Linked DNA regions of Homo sapiens: region 1 is linked to region 2. The links are chromatin contacts, found by Hi-C or POLR2A ChIA-PET in ENCODE. All regions are on one chromosome and are shown on one strand. Each heading gives the region's core, a stretch centred on a gene start or an enhancer-like site at or near the end of the contact. The rest is flanking DNA. Distances are from core to core; before and after follow the strand shown. Region 1 holds the start of TSC1 (TSC complex subunit 1). Region 2 holds the start of EXOSC2 (exosome component 2).

Region 1 (5,204 bases), core at 2,705-5,204, 2.3 Mb after region 2:
TCCTGCCTCTTAAGGCTGTAAGAAGTTAATGGGGTATCAGACATGTAAAATACCACAGTGTTTGGCACATGAGTACTCAAAAAATATAAACTTTATTATAACAATATTACTACTTCACAAAAATGGATTGCTGGGTACATAATGCTTAGCAGTCTATCCATTTAACAACTGGTATTTGAAACATTGATACAACCATTGTATAACTTAAAATGGATACAGTTCAAGTTTGTTACTATGCTCTGTGAACTACTCAAAGTAGCAGAGTCTTAATGATTGCAGACATTAAGGTCACTGCCTCTGTTCTTCCTACAGCTCCCCTCTGTGTCTTCCATCACATCACCCACAGAAGGGCAAAACTGTCCTTTGTTACTCCAACACTTCTGGGCCTCTACTGCCATCATATTTACTTAAGAGAGTGACCTGTGAGTTGTAGGGCAGTAACTACTATGCTTTATTTTGGACTAAAGCATGGTTTTTAAGACATTTTACTTATTAGATGTAAATCTGAATTCATTCAACCGTAAAAAGTATTGTTATCTTTTGCTGATTCCATGTTCATAATAAAAGTTAGCACTGAACGAGAGAAAGGACAAGAAGAAACTGACAAGGTCCTGAGACAGTGTATTTTATACACAGTATATAAAATTTGCATTTTTATTCTCTCCCATGAAAACAGACATAAAGTTACTAATTTCTAGCAACTACAGTCTTAAAAAGTAAACCAGAGAAAGAATAATCTCAAACTGCTGACAGTTTACCTCTTTCAGATGAATTTAAATGGAGAATGAGTATTTCATGCTACCCAAATTATATTAGTTACCAATTCATGATCTGAGATTAAAAAAAACAAACTCAGTGTTTGAGTGTATACTACATATACACATTTCAAGCAAACAGCCACAGATTTTAACGCTATTAAGTACACTTTTCTTTCACGCCTTCAGCTACTTAAATGACAAAACCAATGCAAAGACTAACCTTTCAGAGATTTATAATATGGGAAACTTATAGGGAATTACCTTTTCAAAGAGTATTATGATGTAAAGGAAAGGATAAATGATAAACAGATCTTCACCCAACAGGGTAGGCTCAAAGTCACCAATTTGCTTGGTTTTTATAAAACCATTAACAGGTTGACTCAATCGATTTAGTCAGAATATTTAAATGACACCCCAAAGGACTTTAAATCACAGAAATGTAGGCCTAGAAATACTCATTAATTTACATTCCAACTTTTACTTCACAGATGAAGACACAGGCTCACAGAACTTAAGTGACCCACTGAAGGTCAAAAGCTATCTGACTCTCTAGAAAAGCCTGAAATGGTTGAGATATTGCTATATTTGGCTCATCGGCATTCAAGAATATCCAATTAATTCCAGGAAAAGCTAATTTTAGTTCACTATGGCCCTGGAACCCAGAAATAAACATACCTGTAGCCAAACAAACTTCAAATGAAGACAGAGCTATAAGAACAAGTCAGCTCTAATTCAGAGCCCAAAATTCACCCACCACTACACAAATAAAAGGCTACAAGCTATTTTAAGAAATACCTCTGTGATAAATAATAAATGAAAATAGCCAGAATGATACTTGAAGCCAGTGGTCCTCAACCTCCGGTGCACATAAGAATCAGTCTTCTTCCAAAATATATATACAAGGTGTCCGAATATGTAGGTCTACCTAGTATAGTGCCAAATATCTGTACATCAAGGTTCTCATGAGCACTAGGGTTTCAGATCTCGTTTCCACCAAGTTCATTATTCTGCAAACATTACATATAGAGGTATATATTAGATTTGCCCTAGTAAGACTGTTAAGTTTCATCTCACGAATGAAACCAGGCATGCACAGAAGGCATCATATTACACCACAACAGTAGCAGTATCAGTTTTTACTCTTAACCCAGTGAGGAAGAGGACAACTGAGTCACAGGACCTGAAGCACTCTAATTTTATGGAAACAAGAAGGCTGGTAGCCACCTGCTTTCTAACCAGGAATTTAGGAACGTACCAAGTGTTTATGACACCAGGAAATGCATGCAGCAGAGAAAGTTTACATCATCTGCCCTTCTAGGCACGTGATATAAGAGTGTTTTGGATAAGATATTAACTTTAGTAAGAGGATATTTTCCGTTTACATCTTCTATAAATACCCCTTAAGTTTACACCAGGTGGTTAGAGGAAGATTCTGCAGCTCCCTAGGGCAATAGCAAAGAATGTTTCACTGTTTCTGAGGAGCCTCATTTGCCTGATGCATGACTGTTAAAGGTGCATTTCCCTACACAACCCTAAATCAGTTTTCACATTTGCATATTCCAGATTTACTCAGGAATGTTCAATTTAAGAATCACAGGTGGTTGCTCGGTAAATCAAAGGCTCCCCAAAGATTAGGTTTTATAATGCTTCCTGAAATTTACAGCTCCACTTTGCCGGCCTGTTTGAATTCAGATGACTCCAAGTTGATCCCAAAATTATAAATCAAAGTATCTCAGAAGAGTATTATTCTATTTTAGCACTTTTATAGCTTACTCTATGCAACGTGAAGTGTTATTTGTATGCTTTCTATTTAAAAAAAAAAAAAAGCCAGCAAGGATTTTAGCAGGACTTCTTTCTTCAGTAAACTCATCAGTTTTATTAAACTATCAAATACTTTTTAGCCTAATTTAGACTAACAAGTTCACATGCACAACACTGCCATCCCAAACAAAAGCTAAGGCGGATAAGCCAAGTGCATCCCCCCACTTCAACATTAAACAGACACACGTGCATAAACCTTGGCTAAATGATAAATTTTAATCACTTACAGGCCAGCTTTGATCAAATAACAGATAAATTTAAGAGTCATATCTTTGGAGTCAGTCAGATCCCAGCAGTTCCAGTCCTGGCTCAGATACAATTGGGGTGTGAACTTAGGCAAAGTACCCTGCTCTCTCCGGGCCTCAGTTTCTTCATTTGAGAAGATTGGAGGTGTTAACAGTGGCTGCCTCTTCTCTTTGTCGTGAGGACCAAAGGAGATAATGACTGCCAAGCACTTTCACAGTGCCTGGCACACAGAGAGCACTCCATTAACGTTAGCTGTTGTTCTTAGGAGGACCGCGTCCCCTCCCAAGTCCTCACCACACATCCAAAACACACAAAGCAAAACTCTTTAACAGGAAACACAAAGAAAGAGCTTTAATTCTACAAGGTCCCTCCGATTGCAGGCTCTTCATCCTCCAGTTCCTCAAATGAATGAATGAACGCCTAGGAGGGGCTCTGCAAATAGCTGTCTCTTAGGAATCCCCTTTGCCCACTTTAAGGTAACTGTCTTTCACCACCAATTAAACACCCACAAGTACACCCAGAGCGAGTCATGCAAATTTCAGCGGAGACACCGAATCCAGGCGAGTCCTTGATCCCCACAGGCGACCTCCATTCATTCTCCACGCCCCTATACCCCGACCCCTCTCTTTAAGTTCTGGGACCAGCCCCACCCTCGCGACCCTTCCCCTCCCGCCAAGCGTCTCTACCCTGCCCTCCGCACCTAGCGTGAACCTGTCACCCCACCAAGTGAGGGACTGACGAAGGGGCCCACCTCGCCCCTGCCCGAGGGACCGAGGCCCAGGGTGCAGCCGTCCCCTCGGGGGCCAAGGAGGGGCGAAGTGCTCCGTCCGGCTCGCCTCTCCTCCCCAGGGACCCGCCAGTCCCGGCCGGGCCAGCCGGAGATAGCGTGTAATAAGAGGGAGGGGAGAGCTCTCCGAACCCCCCTTCCCCGGGATCCCTACCAAGCAAGTGAGTCTCTTGCTCCAGCCCCTCCGAGCCTCCCCGGCTGGAGTCATGGTGCCGGGGCTGCCCCAGGAAGCCCCCATAAAAAGGAGGGGGAGACACCCCCATACTCACCCACCGTCTCCTCCCCCTCAGCTGTTTACCTCACAGTCCCTCCAGCCTACAGGGCGCCGCCATCTTGGACGTACAGCACCTCCCCCGTCGTGAAAGGGCCAAGGCCGACGGCGGCCTCCGCCACGAAAAAGAGTCCCCCTCCGGACCTCCCCTCCTTCTCGAAAGGAAGGATAGACGGCCGCGCTCGGCAGCCCCGCCGGAAGGAAGAGGCTCTTCCACTCATAACTGACGATGTGGGTTGGACGAGAAAAAAAGTAAGGAGGGTTTTTATGGAGGGGGGCGGGGCCGGGCGGAAGGATCCGAAAGGAGGCTGCGAAGAGATCTTGTGACTCCGCGAAGGAGGCAAAAAGAAGGGCCGGCGCGGCGGGAGGAGCCACGCGAGAGCCCGAGGGGGCGGGGCGGGCGGTCACGTGACTGGCGGGCGGGGGGACGCGGCGGAGAGGCGTAAACAAGCTGGCGGCGCCTGGGTGTGGTTGGAGCGCCCTGCCCCTGCCCCCCGAGTCGTTTCTGCCCTTCGCTTGCGTGGCGCCCTCCGAGGGTCTCTCTGTGGGCGGCCTCAGAGCAGCGATCCTGTTTCCCAAGGAGCTGCTGGGGCCCGCGTGGGTGAAGGGCCTGCTTGGGAGCTTTGGAGTTGCAGCTCACCTGGGAAGGGGCGGAAAGCTGCGGGCCAGGGCAGCCCTCCTTCCTGGGCTAAACATTTTCAGAAGCCCGCCTCCGGGATTGCGGGGGACCCCCCTGGCTTCTGCCTTCAAGTAGCTCACACTTCACACCTACTCATGACATCTAGGGGAAACCAGCCCTAATAGGAGACAGCTTGAAAATCAGAACGCCTTATTCCGTTTCCTGCTGAAACAAGGCTTTAAGTCCTCCAAGCCTCAGTTTCTTCCTCTGTGAAATGGGCATAATGACATCTGTGACGTGAAGAATCAAGGAGATGAAGTATGGACAGCGTTTAGCCCAGAGTCCTGCGCCTAGTAAATGCTCACTCACTAGATAGGTGGCCTTTATTGCGAGGCTGAGTATGATGGGCTCCATCCAGCACGAACACAAAGCCCTGTGAGAGGAGGCAGAGTGAGATGAAGTCGAACTGTGGGATATGAAAGGCATTTTGAAGGAGTAGGCATCAGGTTGGGTTTTAAAGGAAATGTAGGTTTTGTGAAATACTAGGTCGGTGCAAAAGTCATCACGGTTTTTACCATTAAAACCGCGATGACTTTTGCATCAACCTAATAGAACCAGGCGAGGCGGCTCGGGAGAGAAGGCCATTCCAGGCAGAGGGAACCAAAGGAGCAAGAGCCTAGGGGCAAAAAAGTGTTGGGTGAG
Region 2 (5,327 bases), core at 2,828-5,327:
TGTTTGAGCAAGCCATGAGTGAGGAGAAGGAGCCAGCCACACAAAAGCCTGGGAGAAGAGAATTCATGCAGAAAGAGACCAGAGTGAAGGGCCCTGGAGTGATGAGAAGCTTGGTGCTGTGGAACCGAGGGGAAGCCAGCTAGTCTTGAGGCAGGAGAATAGGGTCTGGAGGCAGGGAACATAAGGCTGATTCACACTGACTTTCTAGAACTAAATCAAAAGGAAAACCCCAACTTTCCACGTCCAAGTAACCAAAGGACCAGAGGCTACTCCCTTTGCAATCCCAGCTTTTCTGTGTGCAGATGAAAAACTGAAAGTACCTCTGATTGCTCCCTTCCCACTACCAGTCAGGCTGGTAGGTGGCCAAGTCTTCATTTGCATGGGAGTATAACTTTGTAACTTCACTTCAGCCTCTGATTGATAACTTTCCACAGCCAATCAGACATTGGCGTAGGGTGTAACTTTTAACTTCAGCCTCTGATTGGCCACTTTCCACAACCAATCAGACTGATCACGGGCCACTCCTTCATTTACACAGGGCGTACACCAAATAACCAATGGGAAACCTTTAGAGGGTATTTAAACCCCAGAAACTTCTGTAAGGAGCCTGTTGAGTTTCTTTGCTTGAGCTGTTCTTGCCCTGTAGAGTGTACTTTCGTTTTCAATAAATCTCTGCTTTTGTTGCTTTATTCTTTCCTTGTTTTGTCTGTATGTTTTGTCCAAGACGCCGAGAAGCTGGGCACCCTCCACCGTTAACAGTCCGGCTGCAGCATAGTGAGTAACGCAGTGGGTTAGGACGAGCGTGAGGTCAGAGACAGGCAGGAGTCAAGAAGTGCTGGAAGCAGAGAAGTGATTTAATCTGTTTTTAAAGCTCTCTCTGGCTGCTGTGCGGAGATTGGATGATAGGAAGGACAAAAGTAGAATTAGGAAGACAAGCTAGGAGGTTATCTCCCTGGTAAGAGATGCCGTTGATCAGCCTGGGGCAGTGGCTGCGGAGATGCACAGATGTGTGGCATCAGTGAATCTTAGACCTTTTCCGCCATTGAAATTACATAGGGAGTTAAAACACGCACAGACTTCTGGACCTTACCTTTGCAGAGCCTTGTGAAAGGCAAATAAATCTTGGGGCCCCAAAATCACTAAGCTAAAGGGAAAAGTAAGTCAAGCTGGGAACTGCTTAGGGCAAACCTGCCTCCCGTTCTATTCAAAGTCACCCCTCTGCTCACTGAGATAAATGCATACCTGATTGCCTCCTTTGGAGACGCTAATCAGAAACTAAAAATACAAAAAATGCAACCATTTGTTTCTTTTTTCTTTCTTTTTTTTTTTTTTTTTTTTTGAGACGGAGTCTCACTCTGTCGCCCAGGCTGGAGTACAGCGGTGCGATCTCGGCTCACTGCAAACTCCGCGTCCCGGGTTGAAGCCATTCTCCTGCCTCAGCCTCCCGAGTAACTGGGACTACAGGCACCAGCCACCATACCCGGCTAATTTTTTTTTTTTTTTTTTTTTTGTATTTTTAGTAGAGACGGGGTTTCACCGTGTTAGCCAGGGTAGTCTCGATCTCCTGACCTCGTGATCCGCCCACCTCGGCCTCCCAAAGTGCTGGGATTACAGGCGTGAGCCACCGCGCCTGGCCTCAACCATTTGTTTCTTATCTACCTATCACCAGGAAGCCCCTTCCCAGCTTCGAGTTGTCCAGCCTTTCCAGACCGAACCAATATTCATCTCACATATGTTGATTGATGCCTCATGTCTCCCCAAAATGTATAAAACCAAACTGCGCTCCGACCACCTTGGGCACAGGTTGTCAGGACCTCCTGAGCTTGTGCCACAGGCACATCCTCAATCTTGGTGAAATAAACTTTCTAAATTAACTGAGACCTGTCTCAGATATTCGGGGTTTACAGCCTCAATGCCTAAGGAATCTATACTTTTTACAAGCCCCCTGGGATGTGCTGCTTCGTCTCCGGGTACCCACTTGTCTACTGGTCGTAAAGGGGTAAGTGTGGCCGGGCTTGGTGGCTCATGCCTGTAATCCCAGCACTTTGGGAGGCCAAGGTGGGCGGATCACTTGAGTTTAGGAGTTCGAGATCAGGTTGGGCAACACGGTGAAACCCTGTCTTCACAAGACAAATACAAAAAATTAGCCGAGCCTGGTGGCATGTGCCTGTAGTCCAAGCTATTCAAGAGGCTGAGGTGGTAGGATTACCTGAGCCCAGGAGGACGAGGCTGCAGTAAGCCATAATCGTGTCATTGTACTCCAGCCTGGGTGACAAAGACTCTGTCTCGAAAAAAATAAAAATAAAAAAAGGTGCGTGTGATGATGCAGAAAGAGGAGCACTGGGGATGGGAGAGGGGGAGTCCCTGTCGTTTTGGATTCTAGTCCCAGTTACGGGTCTGTTTGGGGGGCTCGGTGGCCCCAAGTGATCATCAGGGATAGCAATGCCTATCTCGAAGATGGGCTGAAAGTGAGGAATACATAACATAGTATTTGTAAAGCACTCAGCAAAGGACCAGCCGAAGCACTCGGGCTATTTCTGGTAAAGGGTGCAGGCTCTGGGGTAAATCGCGTGCAGTTGGAACACACATCGGCTTTGCAGCCATCTGCTAATGTGAATTCCATTCCTTTTGGGGCCTCGATTTCCTCCTCCATAAACTGGTATCCACAATGCCAACCTTGTGAACGCTGTGAGAATGCGCGGGGTAAAGGCGACGTCTCTCCCTCCCGGGAAGAACTTGGATGGTGTCAGGCCTACACTCTCGCTCCGCCTAGGGCCGCTCGCTGGGCCTGGCTCCCCGGCTGCCGGGCTACGCGAGCTCAGAGGACACCATCGCCCTCTTATGGCCGCGGCAGGACTGGACCGAGGGGCTGGGCTCTAGTGCCTTCCTCCAGGCACGGCAGAGGGCGAGGGTCTGGCAGCCCGCTTACCCAGGGCCTCGGGGCACTAGCATTCATGTCATCGACTGCCTGGCAGGGCTGGCTTTCTTAAGTGTGGTCGTGAGACTTGCTTAAGTGGAAGAAATGCTGTCGCTTTGGAGATTTATAAAACAATTGGCTCGATGGATCTTTCTTCAGGAGGCGGACTTGGTTTACCGGCTTTACTGACCACAGCTGATGCCAATGATTTCATTTAATCGTCTTTAGAGTCCCTGTGCATGGGGAGTTACCATCCCCAATTAGTTTCTTGTGAATGCAGGGCAAGGAGAGGGAGAGGGTAGTGGGGGACGGGGAGAAGGGGCGAGGGGTACCCTCCTATTAAAACGGAGCCGCAGAAAAACCCACAGAGACATCCGTCTGTTCCCCGCTGAGTCCTTAGAACAGCGCCTGGCACACAGAGAGCGCTCAACTCGCTGTGTAACTAAATGCAAGCCAAGATCTTCGCATTGTGTGTGCTCTTCCCTTCCCTACCAAATATACCTGGCTTGCAAGGTTTGACCTGTTTTCTTAGACGATTTTTAACTTGTTTCCAAAAGAAATATTGGAGTAAATTAGCTTGTTCAAAGGAGTCCTTATGAAAGGACAGAACCAAGTGAGAAGTATCTGGAGCCCGGTTTGGGGTTATAGATGATGATGTTGAGCCAGCACCCACGGGGCGGCCGCAATGTAGAATCCTGGCGCTACTGGGAACCGTGTGGAAAGGGGCTCTTCTTTCTGTTCAAATAGTGTTTTCTGTAGATCCCATCTCTCCATCCTCCTGAGCTCTCTCTTACAAAATATCGGATTTCAGCAGCTTAGAATTGGACAGAAACTCAGAGGTCCGTTTCTCAATTATCTCTAACCCTGGTAAACAATAAATGGGATGATGAGTACAAGACAGTTTTGGTAAAAAGTCACACGCCACACAACGTGAGATTTTATTATTCCACGGGTGCTTCCTTGCCAATAGTAGACATGGCAGCTCGGCTCCCTTCCCTTCGGGTTCGCCTTATTGTTGCCAATTGTAAACATGGCCTCTAGGCCGTGAGTTCTCATTGGCAGCTGCTCTGAGTCCCCGCCCTTCCCCGCCCCTCCGAACGCGGCCTGGAGTTGTGGAGTCGGATATCGCAGCTCCCGACTGAGCTGCGCCTGCGCAACTCATTGGCGCCAAGATGGCGATGGAGATGAGGCTTCCAGTGGCTCGCAAGCCTCTTAGCGAGAGACTGGGCCGCGACACTAAGAAACATCTAGTGGTGCCGGGGGATACAATCACTACGGACACAGGATTCATGCGGTACGTGGGGACTTGGGGGAGTCGAGGCTTCAGAGAGCGGCTTCAGGGCTCTCTGCACGTGGTCCAGGCCTCGTATCCCTGTGTGTGTAACTCCCCGCGGGACCCAGGGCACTTCGTCTGAGCATCCTACACACCTCGCTTCCGAGCCTCGTGCTTCTTGCTCCCTGCATCTTGTGTGTCCCCGTCTGCATTTGTCTCAGCTCCCTGAAACCCTCCACTCCTGACCTCCGGTGGCTGTGACTTTTGGGTCTTCTGCCTGAAGTCCAAATCTTTGATCCTTCCTTGTGGGAGACCTGGAAAGCTGGGGAGGGTTAGGTGCAGGCTCTTTTCCAGTTTTCAGCTCTCTGAGGGGACGGTGGGCGTTCTTGGCTGCCTCCTCTTCAGTTTAGAATCCGTAATTGTTCGATCTTAGGGCAAACAGTTACATTGTGCTGCATGCACCCATTTATACACATTTTGAATCTAAGGGGTGTAGTGCAGTGTATTGTGGTTAAGAGGGAAGGCTCTTGAGTCAGACAGTTGGGGTTCCGGTCCTGCTACCATCACATCTTATTAGCGGCATTGCCTCTCCACGGTCAGTTTCCTCATCTGTAAGATAGTGATAATAACAGTATGATACGGTAATGAGGATTAAATGAGACAATTATGTAAGAAAAGAAGTAAAACCAGCCATTATATCATCATAGATAACACTAGTGTTTCAACCTTTATTATTATTATTTTTTTACTTGTATATGTACAAGGGGCACAGCATTCATAGCATTGCCCTTTAACCTGTTAGTTTAAGGTTAGTGGATACCAGGAAATTTTTTTTTCTTTTTTGAGACGGAGTCTGTCTTAGATCAGTCGTGCGATCTCGGCTCACTGCAACCTCTGCCTCCTGGGTTCAAGTGATTCTCCTGCCTCAGCCTCCTGAGTAGCTGGGATTACAGGTGCACGCCACCATGCCTAGCTAATTTTTGGTTTTTTTTTTTTTTAGTAGAGACAGGGTTTCACTGTGTTGGCCAGGCTGGTCTCGATCCCCTGACCTCAAGTGTGATCTGCCCGCCTCGGCCTCCCAAAGTGCTGGGATTACAGGCATGAGCCACCATGCCTGGCCCCTAGGAAATCTTAAGA

What was found. A loop is a pair of places that touch in the nucleus more often than their neighbours do. ChIA-PET counts read pairs that join two places held with the same protein, here RNA polymerase II (POLR2A). Pooled maps may share reads with other maps.
Region 1: a map of CD8-positive, alpha-beta T cell shows a loop between it and region 2 (5-fold over the local background). The contact joins the promoter of TSC1 here to the promoter of EXOSC2 in region 2. A Hi-C loop is called at or near these places in 2 of 168 maps with a recorded cell type or tissue (CD4-positive, alpha-beta T cell and CD8-positive, alpha-beta T cell) and 7 of 50 pooled maps. POLR2A ChIA-PET finds 5 or more read pairs at or near these places in 2 of 52 experiments (activated B cell and activated T-cell).

Annotation. Positions count from the first base shown.
Region 1 is chr9:132,940,662-132,945,865 of GRCh38, forward strand. It overlaps TSC1 (TSC complex subunit 1), which reads right to left and starts at 3,955. Exons shown (of 23, transcript NM_000368.5): 1 at 3,882-3,955. It overlaps MIR548AW (microRNA 548aw), which reads left to right and starts at 5,046; the gene lies at 5,046-5,110. It also overlaps a transcript of GFI1B not described here. RefSeq lists silencers at 3,563-3,622, 3,683-3,742, 4,273-4,352 and enhancers at 3,827-4,560, 3,873-4,172, 4,533-4,672.
Region 2 is chr9:130,689,703-130,695,029 of GRCh38, forward strand. EXOSC2 (exosome component 2) reads left to right here and starts at 4,078. Exons shown (of 9, transcript NM_014285.7): 1 at 4,078-4,211. The coding sequence starts at 4,090. RefSeq lists an enhancer at 4,141-4,330.